2 separate regions of the Homo sapiens genome follow, and region 2 is linked to region 1. A link is an interaction called in ENCODE POLR2A ChIA-PET data of the cell type or tissue named here. Cell type or tissue: K562. All regions are shown on one strand. Each heading gives the region's core, and the rest is flanking DNA. Links, peaks and the distances in the headings are about the cores only.

Region 1 (8,616 bases), core at 334-8,333:
CAGACATGGGAAGAACTTGCGGACTCCACACGGATGGTGACCCTGACCAGGAACCAATTTTTCTTCTCATCAGTGTTATAACAAAACAAAGTTGAATTAAACAGTGTTATTCAAGGGCCTTCTGTGTGCATATGAATGTAAATAATTCAGTCCCAAGCCAGAATTTGGTCTCAGAATCTGGGTTGCAATCCTGGCTTGACCACTTGCATGCTGGTTACTGACCATTCTCTCTGAACTTTATCTGTAAGTCTCTTTATCTGTAAGATGAGATTAGTGCCTACCTTATCATGCTATTGCTTGGATTAAAGCTATCTGGCATATCCCAAATTTTTAGTAGGTGGAGATGGTGGTACTGGTATATGTAGTATACCTTCCAAGCACACATTCAGGCAGTGGGCAGGTAGGGAAGGTGGGCAACTTGCCGCAGCAGAGAGGAGGAAGAAGTTCAGACCGTTGGGTAGGATAAGTGGATCCAACCCCTTTGTAGGGCAGGTGGTGGAGTGGGCAGATAAAGAGCCAAGCCCTAGTTTGAGTGACACTGTGGGGATTCAAGAAGACTTTTGTCACGTGTGTAGTGCAGTGACTAGCTCTTACCTCTGGTTCAGTACTAACCATGCTAACAGACCTGCAGAGTACCAGCTTGTGGGTGATTATGTACCAAACACGTGTATCACGTTTATTGAACAGTATGCTCTAAGTCACTTTGAAATGAATAGGATGAATAAAGGTAAGGGAATTTATAAAAAAAAAAATAAGTAAACATGTATGGCACTTCCTCGAACAGATAGAATAGCTTTTTACTATTAAGGAAAGTAAAAGTTGAGCAGAGAGTAAGGTACTAACAGGTAGTCTACACATGTATGTTCCATTTAAAATATGAAACCCATGAGCACACATGGGTGATAGCAAGATTTTCACTGATAACAAGCTTCAGATCAATCAGGTGGTGGCACTGAGGTATAAATGGTGCCTGCCCTAGCTAAGTGAGGTGACGACTTTCTGAATAGTGAAGTAGTTGTTGAATTTTCAGAAAATCTTTTATTTCTGTTTTTTTTTCTGGGATTGTCCTGTATAAAAGACCACATCCAAATGGTTTTCCTAGAAGGTCCTGTGTTAGGGACCATCCTGTTTGTGAAACCTCCCTGCTCAATATGTTTTCAGTCATCTTATCTAGTACTTTTTAACTTGAAATAAGAAAAAGGTGTTTATTTCTACATTTTCAGTGCCTCCCCTTCAGGTATCCTTTTCCCTAAGGCACACTTTAGTATTATCCTCATAGATTTTTAGTGAAAATAGAAGAAACCACACTGCATTTGCATGTATTATATAAACTATTGTTAAAAAAGAGGACGCAGTGGTTCATGCCTGCAATCCCAGTGCTTCGAGAGGCCGAGGCGGGAGCATTGCTTGAGGCCAGGAGTTTGAGACCAGCTTGGGTAACACAGCAAGACCCTGTCAGCACAGAAAAAAAAAAAATTAGCCAGATGTGGTGGCACATACGTGTAGTCTTAGCTACTTGGGAGGCTGAGGCGGGAGGATCGCTTGGAGCCCAGGAATTCAAGTCTACAGTGAGCTATAATTGCGCTAACTGCACTCAAGCCTGGGCGACACAGTGAGACCCTGTCTCTAAAAAAAGAAGATTCTGCTTCTCAGTACTTCGGTGGAAAGCCCTTTTATATGTTTTCCCTTGATTAGAATTATGTGGCTTGCCCATTTCCCTTTCTGTCCCATTAGAAATTTAGAAATAATTTTAATGTTCAGTCACACTGACAGCATTATCAAGTTAATTTTTAATCATGTAATGAAATGAGCTGCTAATGATGGTGTTAGAAAATTTTAGAAAAATATCCATTTGGCTGTGTCTTTAAGATTTTTGGACAGAAAAGCACATACAGTTTAATTGACTATAAGAAGGCCAGGAATTTTGGAGGAAACACTAGGGCCAAAAAAATTCTGATGAAGCTCATCTAAAATAATTAAGTTATGTGTTAACAGGGTGGCTGATCATTAGTTTGTGGAAACTTCTTATTTTAGGCAATGTGCAGGTTTTCAGGAGATGGGATGATGATTGAGAAAGACGGTGGCTATTTAGGAGTATTTAGTATACAGAGGGCCTGTGCTGCTTTTTCACTTTAAAGGAAATAGTGAAGATTGGACGAGGAAATTGCAAAGAATATTGGAGGAAAGAAAACTCCTCTTTTATGGTGTGGGATTTTTTATGTAAGCAGTGTTAGTCATCCCTCCTCTGGGTCCTCCAGTACATGGTTCTCCTTTGCCAAAAGCACCAATTGTATGGTACGGTATAGTAATTAATTGTTTAGAGTCTGTCCCTCCATTCAACCATTGTTGGCCCAGCCTTGTTCTTCTTTATTTCTGCTGTGTCAAGCACAATGCTACGATAAATTTTTGCATATATGATTCATATTTCTGAAATAGTCGATTAGATGGCATTTTTAGACCTGTAAGTATTTAATAATATTGGCAAATATTTTGAATAGTCAAAGGGAATAGGGAGGCATTTTTCACCCCCAAAGTGTAAGATGTACTCATTCAAAAAAAGTTCAGAAAATCGAACCTCCTGTAATTCCACGTTTTCTGACTATTAAGTTTCAAAGAGCAGTTTAATAATAAGTAATCCTCCTCGGGCAGCCCCTCACACCTTTTTCCTCTACATTTTGTAGTATGGCTGAGTGTGAACATCCATCCATGTTTATTGAAGGCCTAAGTTTACCTAGCATTGTATTGTGGTAAGGATACAGTGGTCTCCAAAATATGGACTTTGCCGTTTCAGGGATGGCAATTACAGTCTGGAAGTATTAGAGGCAGAGTTGAGTCTTAGAATTTACATAGTGAACTTTCTTGCTGCCTTCTTTTTTCTTAAGGACAGGTGACACATAGAAAACCATAAACAAAAATGTTTACAAGTAATTGATTCGAATATTGGTGGTAAGCATGTTCTGCTATTAACAAAATCAGAAATGGATCTTTGGCTTTATCTTTTCCTGCTGTATCCACACCTACCTGAAACACATACACATACCCTGTCTAATGCCATTGATGTTCCTTTGTTTTCCCCATGTTCCAGCTGTAGGAACCAATGTATTGCTGTGGAAATATAGTCACTTTTGAATAGCTATAGCAATTTGTAAATTGCCCATCTCTGACAGTGTTTCCAAGGGACATTCTGACTGAACTGGATGATGGAATGAGATTTCTAGTAGTATGTCACTTTGACCAGTGGCATATCACAACCTCCCAGTCAGTGATTTAGGCTTCTTCTTCTCTTTTTGGAAGAAGGGTCTTGCTCTGTTGCAATCATGGCTCATTGCAGCCTCAGCCTCCTGGGCTCAAGCTATTCTCTCACCTCAGCCTGACTAGGTTTTATTTTTTTGTAGAAACAGAGGTCTCCCTATTTTGCCCAGGCTGTTCTAGGGCTCCTGGACTCAAGCGATCCTTTCACCTTGGCTTCCCAAAGTGCTGGGATTACAGGTGTGAGCTACCACCCAGCCTAGGCTTCTTTAAAGCACAATATGTGCAGTGGGGATTTAGACATTGATAATATTGGAATGTTTCTTGATGAAATTCTGATTGGTGCCAAGGAAATGCTTTGTGGAATGGCTATGTTTCTGACTGCCTCACTGGTAAGTCTTTTGGTTTTAAGAATAGTCCCTGCTGTGTATTGATAGTGTGACCTGGAGTCAATCATTTAACCTCTGAGAGGCTCAGAATCCTCATATGTAAAATCAGTACCATTTGACAAACCCCCGAGTGGTTTTTGAAGATTGAGTAAAATCTGTGTTGTACCTGTTACAGGACTGAGGACAGAGTCGTCCCTCAATACACAGCTGCTCTTACCTCATAAGATGAAAGAATTTTTTATTCTCTAGCATTTTGAAACACAGATTTATCATACTTTTTGGGCTCTAATAATTCATACTTATTGATATCATAAATGAATCCACAATGTATTTCAAATCCTGTAAGTTGCATACTTTTTGGTTTATAGACTGATATTGTGTACTTGGTACTCTTAAATATTACTTAGGAATGAATCTTGAAGCAAAATAGCAGCAACAATTTATTTATTTAGTATTTTTATTATTTTATTTATTTAGTACTTAGAGCCATGTCCTACAACTAAACTCTTTCATAAATTTTCTCATTTAATCCTTAATATGAGGATATTGAAGAGAGAGGTCAAGTAATTTATTTGTTGAAGACCACAGAGCTGCCGTTGGAGGACCTGCCAATCAAATCCAGGCATGTCTGACTTCTAAGCCCATATTCTTAGCCCTCTTCTTTCCCTGCAGCATGTGTTAAATAACTGAGAAGATGGCTCTTCAAGGTGACAGACACAAGTGTTTTTTGGATGACTTTCAGTCTGGGTTGCTACGGAGTGCTTAAACACATCATTTTGTAGTTAAAGGCCTTTTCTTCTTCCTGTTATGTGTCAAGATAGCACAAGTAACCCACAAACGCCACACTTTATTTATGTTCCTACTGGGCCCTTATCATAGTCTGTTCTCACTCTAGTTCTTAGCGGACACGTCTAGGGAGAGGCAGCGTATCAAGTGGCTAGGTGCCTAAGACTCTGAAACTAGATAGCCAGGAGCTGAATCTCAGCTCTGCCAATTACAGGCTGTGCAACCGAGAGCAAGTTATATTTTCTCTCTGTGCCTCAGTTTCTCATCTGTAAATTAGGGATAATAAGTAATACTTTAAAGGGTTGTCTTGAGGTTTAAAAGAGTAAATATATATGTTTACAAGTGTGTGCATGAACACATACACACATGTTGCTTGCAGCACTGCCTGGCATATGGGGAATATTCCACAAGTGTTGGTGATTAACAATAAGGTGATGATGTCCTTTGAGCAATGCTATGGGCTGCACCATTTTCATTTTGACTTTCCCCACAGAGGCCTACCCCACTGCTCCATGCTTGATGGGCACACCGTCAATGTCTACTTACGGAGTGGATGGCTGTGGATGAGCTGCATGGTTGAATACATGGCCAGTTCTTTTTCTTTTCTTTCTTTCTTTTTTTTTTTTTTTTTTTTTTTTTTGAGACAGAGTCTCACTCTGTCACCCAGCTGGAGTGCAGTGGCGATATCTCGGCTCACTGCAACCTCCACCTCACAGGTTCAAGCGATTCTCCTGCCTCAGCCTCCCAAGTAGCTGGGACTACAGGCACATGCCACCATGCCCAGCTAATTTTTGTATTTTTAGTAGAGACAGGGTTTCACCATGTTGGCCAGGATGGTCTCGATCTCTTGACCTCGTGATCCACCTGCCATGGCCTCCCAGAGTGCTATGATTACAGGCGTGAGCCACCGTGCCCGGCCAGCCAGTTCTTTTTCATCTTGAAGTTATATTACTCTCATTGACCTAAACACCCTCTCTTGCCTTTAACAGAATCAGGGATTGAATAACAGGAAGAAGTTGACCCAAGTAAAGTTAAAATTATTTGGCAGTAATAATAGCTAACATTTATGAAGTGCTTGCTACATGATAGGCACAGGGTAAATAAGATTAACTAAACTGAATCCTTTCTCAAACCTCATAAAGCAGTTATTATCCTATTTTGTAAGTGTAAGTTTAATTTGCATTGGTCTTATCCCTGTAGTCAAGAGGTTGTGCATTGAAACAGGGAGATTGTGTGTCTGTATGGTTTAGCTCTGTGTCCACACCCAAATCTCGTGTTGATTTGTAATCCCCATGTGTCAGGGGAGGGACCTGGTGGGAGATGATTGGATCATGGGGGCAGATATCCCCCATGCTGTTCTCATGATAGTGAGTTCTCATGACATCTGATGGTTTGAAAAGTGTGGCACTTCCCCCACCGACCACCCCCTCCTGCTGCCATTAGAAGAAGGTGCTTGCTTCCCTTTCGCCTTCTGCCGTGATTGTAAGTTTCCTGAGGCCTTCCAGTCATGCTTCCTGTTAAGCTTGTGGAACTGTGAGTCAGTTAAACCTCTTTTCTTCATAAATTACCTAGTCTCAGGTAGTTTTCTTAGCACTTTGAGAACAGACTAATACACACGTGAATCCCACAGCACTAGCAGAGCTGGGCTTCCCCTCAGGCCTCCCTGAGTGACTTTTGGCCTGTAGCGAAGCACTCAATAAATGGTTGTATTATTGATTATTATCGCAACTTCTGAGGCAAAAATCACATATTCTACAGGAATACCAATTTGAGAGTTCTACGTTTTAATAATTAACATAGCAACCTTTGTCATGGGTGTACAAACTATAGACTCCTTAGTTAAAATGTCTTGCTTTGGAGAAAGTCATTGTCTTAAAGCTGAAATTCTTATGCTTTAGGCTAAAGTTGTTTTCACTGCTCTGTCTTTGGTGGAAATGGAAAAATGCTATCCATTGCTCATAGCAGAGTAGTGCTTAAAATGATGGTAAGTGGTAGAGTCTCCCTTGTTTTCCCTAGACAAAACTTTCTCTGGGAATTTCGTACCTCAAATTATGTTTCAGTGATTTTTACTTTTCTACTTTTGATTCTTTTCTGTTTTTCAATTTTCCCAAGAAGTGTAGAGCCCAGCATTGATAACTTTGACTTTGCTTGATTTTTATTTTGAAGTGAGGTTAACATCTTCCAGTCAAGGTCCAAGAGACCAAGCATCTTGGTCTCTACCAGTGAAGAAGGGTAACCTGCTTGAGTGATGCCTGTACTGAAATATTGATCCTCTCTGCCTTGCTCTTCATGAGGCTGTCTGGGTGGCATTTGGAAGGAGCACATCATCAGCATTCCTGTTCATGCCTCCTTTACACCCACCTTCACAATCTAGAGCCAGAAACGGGCATATTGGATCTGCGGCACACAGGGCTTAGATGGGGTACAACAGAATTTTTCCTATTCACTAATCTTCACTCATTCAATTTGTGTAGGAGCCAACATGTAACTCCAATAGAGGATGCTATTTGTTACCCAGTATAAGAACTTCTTGAGGATGGAATTGATTTAATTATTCAAATATTCCAGATTCTTTCCTCTGAGAGCTCTTCTTAATCTTTGATTTAATGCTTTTTCTCTAATCCCTAGTAAGAAAATTCTTTCCTATTTCCACCGCTTCTTTTAAACATTATTTTGCTTGAGCCATGTGTATATTACTTGATTCTTAGAAATTGCTGATCACCCTGTCTTGGTAAAATATTTTGGTCTTTATTATGGGCATATCGTTGATGTTAGTTTATAGGTCTCTTTTTGCACCCTCTTCTGAAGGATTCTGATGAGTTACTCTCATCTTATTTTTACCCTTTCAGTGTTGTCATAGGGTCACCATTGACATTCTGGGCCTTTTGCCTGGAAGTACCTATTATGCTGTTAATTTTTCAACTAACTATGTTTCATGCTGTTTGTAATGAAAAGCCTATGAGCTCTGTGGCTCCAGCACTCCCCAGCTGCGTGACATTGGGACGCTGTGTAGTCTTTCTTCATGTTTGCTCATCTGTAAATGGGCTGATAATAATAAATATCACCTACTTTACAGACTTAGTAGTAGCACTAAATAAGATCATACATGTTAAGTGCCCATCCATGCTTAGCATATCAAAAGCACTCAGTGAAGTTTATTTATTATAAAGGTGAGCATAGGGCTGGGGCACTAACCCAGCTTTGAATGGTTAGCATGAAAAAATTTTCACAGTCAAGAGAAGAAAGGAGGAAAAGGGTATTTCATGAAGGGGAATAGCTACAAGTTTTTCACTAGTGATGGAGCATAAAGTGTTAGGAGACGAAATGGTAAGGGGGACTGGGAGCAGTTCATGGAGGTCTTGTTTTATCAAGCCCAGAGGCTCAGACTGCATTTCTGGGAAATGGGTTGCACAGAAGAATTTGTACCTCATTAGGGTGCTGGACACATGCAGACTTGAGGAAACAGAATTCAACAAGATCTACAGGAGACATTGTGATCTGTGAAAAGACTGTTCTAAGAGCCCCAAGAATATTAGGAATGCCTGGACAGTGAGGGGTACAAAAGGACAATAAAGCATTTTGTTTACATCAGATGCTCACTTTTAAGATCTAGGGGACCTGAAGTAGAACCAAAGAAAGGTATAACTTGTCATGCATTGATTCCTTTTGAGAAAATGAATTAGATGAGCTGAAATGTGGATTTCTAATATGAAGAAATTCTGCCCAAGAAGTAGCAAGAGGGTGTCCCACATTTCAGTCTGCAAACTGTGTTTGGAATGCTGCGTGTGTGTGTGCGCATGTGCACACGTGTGCCTTGAGCACAAATCTACTGGCTTGTGCAGGGAAAGACTTGTTCTCCATTTTCCTGTGATTACAAAATCATCTTTTCTCACAGTATTTGATAAAATATTATTCTTCTTTGCTAATATTGATTAGCTTTGTATCTGGGGTTGCAAGTTTTATTTTTGACTGTTTATTTTCTAATTATTTTCTCAACAGTGGTTATAAGTAGACATGGAAATACACCAGAAAATGATTTATATGAAAAGGATTCTTTTCTCCATCCCTAAGAATATGCACATAAACAAGAGAAATTAAGAAGAGCAACTAACTTTCATTACTTAGGGTAGGCTCTACTGTTTTGTTATGCCAGTAGGAGGAAGAGTTATGGAAATAAATGTAAATGCATGTT
Region 2 (8,616 bases), core at 498-8,497, 170 kb after region 1:
TCATGTGCTTCCCAACTTCCGAAATCGTGTCCCTGTTTTCTCCTCTTCTGTTCTCTTCTCTTCTGTTCTCTTCGACTGTTTTGATTTCTTGTCCCTTTTTTTAAAAAAGAAAATCTTTTTACTACCATTTCAGAGGAGTTTTTGGAGACAGTGAGATAGAATGTATATGTCCAGTGAAATACCTTTTTGGAAATCTGATTCATCTTTCAATTAACTGGATTCAGTTTTTTATTTCCCTTTTCACCCCCCAAAAAAGATGTGGGTGCTAGATTGTTGAGATCCTTGGGGCTTGACAAAATTTGTCAGTTGTCTTTATATTTATATACTTTATTTTTTTGCTGATTTCACTTCCTCTTTTGATCTGCTTTTAACATGTTGCTCTCTCTTCTTTCCTCCTGAAGTATCAGTGGGTCACAGGCCAGAGGAGAGAACCTAGGGTTTCTCCGTACCTTCTTTAAACACATCTATCTTTAAGAAAAAAATCATGTCTTGTTTTTACATTGTGGTTTCAATTCTTTATTTCATAGCCTCTTCAAACCTGTTTTATATGATCAAATTCATGGTTTGGTAAACTTCCTGTTTGTCACACCTGGCAAATCTCCCTCATGGTGGATCATTTCCTTGTGTGATTCATAATTTTCAATTATTTGCTCATCCTCAGCAAAGATTACTTTTTCCATGGGAGTCCTATGAACCATTGCTTTTTGAAGCGCCTTTAAGGAGCTATTTATATTTATTTTTCTTTTATATTTACCTTAATTTCTTGGCTTGGAAATTTCACACTACGCAGATAGTATAAATCTGGACTCTGTATCATTGTGTGTCAGTTTCATGGATCCAGTTTTTCTGGTCTTAGAGAGATTCTTGCTTTATTCAAGGTCTAAGTTTCAGTCCTCTGCCCTGGCTGGGATCTTAAGTCCCCAACCCCTAGCAGCTAGAGTCCAAGTCTGATATCCCTGTGGGATATAAGTGTTAACTTGTATCTTTTCTACTCTGAATTTGAGATTTTTCTTCTTTTGACACATGAGAAATTCTTTTTCTTTATTTTGAAACTGATTATGGTATTAAAATGTCAGCAGTTATATTTTATGTAGATTTTTATGTGCTTGATATATAAAGGAGATACGCATCACTGGGTCCATGTTCTGGAACCATAAGTCATCTCCTTTGCATTCTCATTTAATTAGGTATTCAGGAAACATCTATTAAGTGTGTACTATGCATTAGGCTCTAGAGATTCCAAAGCAAATGAAAGGACAAAGGAAGGTATAAGGTAGGAAGAATATTCCAGGCAGAAGGAACAACTTGCAAGGTATGAAATGACTGGTTTGTGTGGGAATCTACTGGAACACTTGAGTATGGATATGATACAGGCCCAGAGCTTGTAGGGCAAGGCTGAAAAATACAGGTAAATAAATAGGCCGTGTCATGGAAGGCCTTGGAGCTAAGTCAAGGCATCTGAACATCATCTTGAGAGCTGTGGGGAGCTTAAGCCTCAAGTGAAGAGATCAGATTATGAACTAGATCTCATGGTAGTGTGGCAGAGGGTTGCAGTTGAGCCAGGCTGGAGGCAGAAACTAAAGCAGAAGCAAATGGGAATAGGGAAAAGGGAACAGTTTGAGAGAGCCTTCAAGATAGGATCTCCAGGAATTCATGATTAGATATAATGAATGAGAGAGCAAGTGAAGTTGCAAGGGGCAATCCCGTGGGCCAGATTCAGCTTGCATGTTTTTTGTTTATTTTTGCCCCTTAAAAAATTGAACTTTAACTGCACTAGGTATGGCTTGCCCTATCCTGTTTGCCACAGTCCTGACGACTGCATATTCTCTGTGATCCAGGTTGATTTAATGTGCCTGGGTTCTGACGGGTATGTGAACTTGAGAGCCTGATGGAATGACTTCCTCGGGCAGCCTTTTTAGTTTATGCTTGCTTAATCCTGGGGGTATGAGGAGAGACAGGGATGAGGAGGGATCAAGGAGTGGTGGGGCAGGGTGACCTCGTTCGTCTGTTCTGACACTGGCTCTGCCACCTCCCCAACCTGCAGTTGCCACTCCTACCCCCATCGCCAGCTCTTGACTGATCACTGTTGGATTTTCTGTAGGAAAGGGAGGAAAAGAAGGATCAGAACTTTTTCTCCCATAGATGCTTTCAAAATCCCCTGCTGCTATGCCCCTACTAAATTCCATGTCAGTTTTCTGATCTTTCTTACTCCCCAGAAGAATGCAGGATTACTTTTACTTTATAGGTGAGTAGATAGAGGTAGTTTTAGTAAGCTGGGCACTGTGGGTATGCTTTAGAATATGGCATCAAAGATTCTTAAAAAGCAGAGGATAGTAAAGCACGGCCTCACCCTTTTCCTAAGCCATCTGGCTTTTTACAGTTTTAACTTACTTTTATGATGGATTCCAGGGCACATGCAATATTTTTATTCTAGCTAAATGAGGAGCAAATTAGAAGAATTTTAGCTCTCATTTTGAAAAAGATAGGAAGAAGGGAAAGGAAGTGAGTGTTGTGTGATAGAAATAGCCTGTGTTAGACTTTCCCAGGCTTCTCAGGGCAGATGAGATCAGTACTGTGTGCATCAGCTCATGTGAGAGCTAATGGAATTTGGAAACATTGATTAGGTCCTCCATTCTTGAGTACTGCTGGAGTGAATCCGTGTCCAAGTTCTACAGATTAACTAGGCAAATATTAAAATAGTCCTGCTGGTTCGGACTCAGAGGGGCAGTTAGTCAGTTGAGTGGGAGTAGATCATCTCCCGAGTTTTTGGTAATTAGTACTAAGAATGAAATCCCATGGGAAAAACAATAGTGATTAGTTATCAGTAGAGCTATTATATTAGTTTTTATTGTAATGACAACCTGCAGAGTTTTTTTTTAAAGGCTTTGCTGTTTTGCAGCAGCCTGGATGGATGGATATTGAAGGAAATCTAGATAATAGAACAATTGTAAAGCTAATAGCTTATTGTTTTCCCTCTGGAATGATGGGAAATATCTGAGACTGGAGTTGCTTTATGCACTTGGATTCAGATTTCAGCTTCATCTTTTTTGGTGGTTTGGCTTGTACGCCTGGACCATTATGTCTTGGGAATATGAAGAATTTGGGAACATAATTATACACAGAAAGCCAAGATTCCTATTATTTAGAGAAATCTGCAAGCTCATTTTATATTTTTTAAGAAAGCTAATGAAGGAAACACGTATTTTTAAATTTACAAAGCAGACTACATGTTCAAAAACATAGAGTATGTTTGGGGGAAAAAATCCTTTCCCCTTCTAAATGCAAGTAATATATGTTTATCAGAGAAATTAGAAAATACTGAAAAAAAAGTAAAGCAGAAATTTATTTCATAATTCTATTACCCAGAGGTAAGGGTTAAGAAGTTAACCCTTTTTTCCCTGTGGATATTTGTAATATGTGTTTACAAAAGTAATACATTTTGTTTGTAACCTGTTTATGTGACAAAGCTATAAATATGTATTACTATAGATATGGAAATACAGTACAGTCTGTGGCAGAGGCTTGGTATTCTGTTGTACAATATATTTAATCAATTTCTACTCTAGAGCTTTTAGATTCTTTTTCTAGTTTTTTTTTTTTTGCCATAATGAATGATTGTTTAGATTTCTTGATCACTAAATATTTACATATATTCTGTCACAAAATGACTCAATTGGAGGCTTGGGGAAGGGGAGGCAGAATTAGCTGATGTTGCTGGTGCCAGGACTCTCCATGAAATGTATAAAACAGTATTATATTTCATATCCTCAGTGAACAACTATAAACATGTCCATGGTATACAGTGGACATGGCTGATTTATTGTCATTGTGTCATATCTGTTTTGTCTCCCCAAATTCTCTCTTTTCTTCTACAACACTGAGGCTACTACGATGGAATGGGTCATTTTGGGAGAGGTGGGGAAAAGGGGGGAAACTATCAATTGCATAAGTTATAGGGCAGCTACTGAGAGAAATATATTTCAGATGTTGTGAAATCTAAGTATTAAACATTATTGAATAAACACAGTGTGGAGGAGACCAAAAGATGTCATTAAGTAAGGCTCTTCTAACAGCCTAAAGTCTACCAGCCAAAGTGGACAAAAAGGCAAAATACATACACTCCAGCAAGCCCTTCTTCTTGTATCTTAGCAAAGTAGGTCAGCACACACTTACTTAGTTCAAGGGGCCATTTCATAGGGGATGATTTTATTTGCTAACCAGAGTTGGACTGTGGAATTCTGAGCACAGCATGTAATAGCAATTTAAAATAAGGGACAATTTAAAGGTTAAGGCATCAAAAGTAATCTTCTAAAATTTTCTCAACAGTAGACTGAAATAAATGTGTAGGTCCTTCAGCTGAAACTATGTGGCTGTTACTTTAACCATTTTTGTTCTTCAAATCTATACCATTTTATGAACTCTTCTATTTAACTCTTCAAATGCTAAATAACAAATCTATACCTTATTAGATTTGTTTGGAGTAAAGCTATCCAAATTGAATTAGAGAATAATTGAACACCTATCTCATGAGTATTTCAGTGGGCTACATTGCCTTAAAAGATCTGTTAGGTTATTATTTACTTTTTTTGAGACAAAGTCTTGCTCTGTTGCTCAGGCTGGAGGCTGGAGTGCAGTGACAGGATCTCGGCTTACTGCAGCCTCTGCCTCCCAGGTTCTAGCAATTCTCATGCCTCAGCTTCCTGAGTATCTGGGATTGCAGGCATGAGCTACCACGCCCAGTTAAGTTTTGTATTTTTAGTAGACACAGGTTTTGCCCAGGCTGGTCTCAAACTCCTGGCCTTAAGTTATCCACCTGCCTCAGCCTCCCAAAATGTGTGAGCCACTGTACCTGTTCTGGTTATTATTTTATGGAAAGTTCCACAAGATGTAAAAACTTTTATCTGAACTTGAAGCTTTTACAAAGAGGCACTTGGTCTGTTTCATAATAAAATAATATCAATTCTTGATTTGTATTGCCCTTTAACAAGGTACCCCACAGGTAGTTTTGTGTTATAAAGTTTGAGCTAAATGCTACATGTCCGCAAGATTTTGATCTTCCTTTAAGTCAACTGTAAGCTTTCAGAGTAAAGTCATGTATATACTCCATGTTACTTTTGCTTTTGTTTTTATTATTAAATGTATTTATTTTTTGTTACATTTAAAAAAAATAGAGATGTTGTCTCACTGTGTTGCCTAGACTGGTCATGAACTCCTGGCCTCAAGAGATTCTCCCACCTTGGCCTCCCAAAGTTTTGCGATTACAGGCATGAACCACCATGTCCAGGTGCTTTTGTTTTTAGAGGTTTGATACGTGAAGCCAAAAGTTTGGTTCACTATAAGTCTAAGAGACTACGCATGTAGGACTTTCATCATTCTTTTGTCATTATCAGCATTTAGAAACATCTAGAATCCTGTAGTTTCTCAGTACTTTCTTCACTGATACGCCAGCTTGTTTGTTCAATCTTGAGTCCTTCATGCCTTAAAAAATCATAAAAATTAAATTATTAATTTCATGGCATTCATTTTAAAAGTCCATCGAATCGTCAAGGAAAGAATAAATTATATTCAGTATAATAATTTCTTACATTTTATGTATTATGTTTTCCAAAGCACTGTCAGGTACATGCAAATTCCCTTAACTAATAGAATAAGTGGATGGAATAAATTATTCCATACTAGGAAACTGAGACACTGGGGTTGGAGTACAGGTTAGTGCTAGAACAAGTGTTAGAATTCAGATTTTCTGAGCAATTGCCCCAGGTCTCGTTGCATTGCAGTATTTTGTGGTATTCTGATTCTTGAAAACTTATGTTCAGTGTGAAATTTGCATGGTAAATTGTTAACCCTGTCTTGTTTCTAGCGAGTGCCAGATGACAAGGTAGTATAATAGATTATTTGTGAATAAGGATAAAAAAAATTTATAAATGATTTATTTACTAATTTTGGTTAGTAATTTTTTTTTTCATTACCAGAATAATTGCTTTTACTTTTCTGTTTAAAGACCTGCTTGGCTTTGATAATTAACTGTACATCGTTTTTACCATGTCATGGCATATTGTCTGATGGTTTTTATAATATTAAAGGCTAAAATTGGAGCCAAATTGAATTTAGCACATTTCTTTTTTACTAAATTGAGGCTAAATATAAAATCCCGGTAAGCTTAGAATCTATAATGAACACGTGCTGTTTTTCTCTGCTTTTTTTTTTTTATTATACTTTAAGTTTTAGGGTACAGGTATACAATGTGCAGGTTTGTTACATATGTATACATGTGCCATGTTGGTGTGCTGCATGCTGCACCCATTAACTCGTCATTTAGCATTAGGTATATCTCCTAATGCTATCCCTCCCCACTCCCCCCACCCCACAATAGGCCCCGGTGTGTGGTGTTCCCCTTCCTGTGTCCATGTGATCTCATTGTTCAATTCCCACCTATGAGTGAGAACATGTGGTGTTTGGTTTTTTGTCCTTGTGACAGTTTGCTGAGAATGATGGTTCCAGCTTCATCCATGTCCCTACAAAGGACATGAACTCATCATTTTTTATTTTTTTATTTTTTATTTTTTTATTTTTTTAAGAGTTCCAGGCATTAGATTTATTGTTTTAAAATCTATATTCATTATATATGTGGGTGTATGGTTTTGATTTTTTATAATTTTTAAAACAGCTTTATTGAGATGTAATTAACATACAATAAATTTTTTTTTAATTTTTTTAGTATTTATTGATCATTCTTGGGTGTTTCTCGGAGAGGGGGATTTGGCAGGGTCATAGGACAATAGTGGAGGGAAGGTCAGCAGATAAACATGTGAACAAAGGTCTCTGGTTTTCCTAGGCAGAGGGCCCTGCCGCCTTCCGCCTTCCGCAGTGTTTGTGTCCCTGGGTACTTGAGATTAGGGAGTGGTGATGACTCTTAAGGAGTATGCTGCCTTCAAGCATCTGTTTAACAAAGCACATCTTGCACCGCCCTTAATCCATTTAACCCTTAGTGGACACAGCACATGTTTCAGAGAGCACAGGGTTGGGGGTAAGGTTTATAGATTAACAGCATCCCAAGGCAGAAGAATTTTTCTTAGTAGAGAACAAAATGGAGTCTCCTATGTCTACTTCTTTCTACACAGACAGAGTAACAATCTGATCTCTTTCTTTTCCCCACATTTCCCCCTTTTCTATTCGACAAAACTGCATCGTCATCATGGCCCGTTCTCAATGAGCTGTTGGGTACACCTCCCAGACGGGGTGGCTGCCGGGCGGAGGGGCTCCTCACTTCCCAGACGGGGCAGCTGCCGAGCGGAGGGGCTCCTCACTTCTCAGACGGGGCGGCCGGTCAGAGATGCTCCTTACCTCCCAGACAGGGTGGCGGCGGGGCAAAGACACTCCTCAGTTCCCAGACGGGGTCGCGGCTGGGCAGAGGCGCTCTTCACATCTCAGACAGGGCGGCGGGGCAGAGGCGCTCCCCACATCCTAGACGGGATGACGGCTGGGAAGAGGCGCTACTCACTTCCCAGACTGGGCAGCCGGGCAGAGGGGCTCCTCACATCCCAGACGATGGGCGGCCAGGCAGAGGCGCTCCTCACTTCCTAGACGGGGTGGCAGCCGTGCAGAGGCTGCAATCTCTGCACTTTGGGAGGCCAAGGCAGGCGGCTGGGAGGTGGAGGTTGTAGCGAGCCGAGATCACGCCACTGCACTCCAGCCTGGGCAACATTGAGCACTGAGTGAGCGAGACTCCGTCTGCAATCCCGGCACCTTGGGAGGCCAAGGCTGGCAGATCACTCGCAGTCAGGAGCTGGAGACCAGCCCGGCCAACACGGCGAAACCCTGTCTCCACCAAAAACACGAAAACCAGTCAGGCGTGGTGGCGCGCGCCTGCAATCCCAGGCACCGGGCAGGCTGAGGCAGGAGAATCAGGCAGGGAGGTTGCAGTGAGCCGAGATGGCGGCAGTACAGTCCAGCCTCGGCTTGGCATCAGAGGGAGACAGTGCAAAGAGGGAGAGGGAAGAGGGAAGAGGGTCATTTTTTATGGTTGCATAGTATTCCATGGTGTATATGTGCCACGTTTTCTTAATCCAGTCTGTCATTGTTGGACATTTGGGTTGGTTCCAAGTCTTTGCTATTGTGAATAGTGCCACAGTAAACATACATGTGCATGTGTCTTTATAGCAGCATGACTTATAATCCTTTGGGTATATACCCAGTAATGGGGATGGCTGGGTCAAATGATATTTCTAGTTCTAGATCCCTGAGGAATCATCACACTGACTTCCACAATGGTTGAACTAGTTTACAGTCCCACCAACAGTGTAAAAGTGTTCCTATTTCTCCACATCCTCTCCAGCACCTGTTGTTTCCTGACTTTTTAATGATCTCCATTCTAACTGGTGTGAGATGGTATCTCATTGTGGTTTTGATTTGCATTTCTCTGATGGTCAGTGATGATGAGCACTTTTTCATGTGTCTTTTGGCTGCATAAATGTCTTCTTTTGAGAAGTGTCTGTTCATATCCTTCGCTCACTTTTTGATGGGGTTGTTTGTTTTTTTCTTGTAAATGTCTTTCAGTTTATTGTAGATTCTGGATATTAGCCCTTTGTCAGATGAGTAGATTGCAAAACTTTTCTC

The links. Peaks named below come from ENCODE experiments on the same cell type or tissue, not always from the same donor. Only the 100,000 strongest peaks of a DNase experiment are listed, where the experiment ranks them.
Region 2: POLR2A ChIA-PET joins it to region 1 with 10 read pairs; 2 of 35 experiments call an interaction of 5 or more read pairs at or near these places.

The regions. Positions count from the first base shown.
Region 1 is chr10:50,523,512-50,532,127 of GRCh38, reverse strand. All of the region lies in intron 2 of SGMS1 (sphingomyelin synthase 1), which reads left to right. Among named protein-coding and RNA genes, the nearest start is that of SGMS1, 96 kb to the left of the region's middle. In K562, for the core only: no CTCF peak of the experiment used is centred there; a DNase peak (open chromatin) is centred at 4,537.
Region 2 is chr10:50,354,668-50,363,283 of GRCh38, reverse strand. All of the region lies in intron 6 of SGMS1 (sphingomyelin synthase 1), which reads left to right. Among named protein-coding and RNA genes, the nearest start is that of ASAH2, 110 kb to the right of the region's middle. RefSeq lists an enhancer at 323-392 and a silencer at 7,522-7,722. In K562, for the core only: no CTCF peak of the experiment used is centred there; no DNase peak of the experiment used is centred there.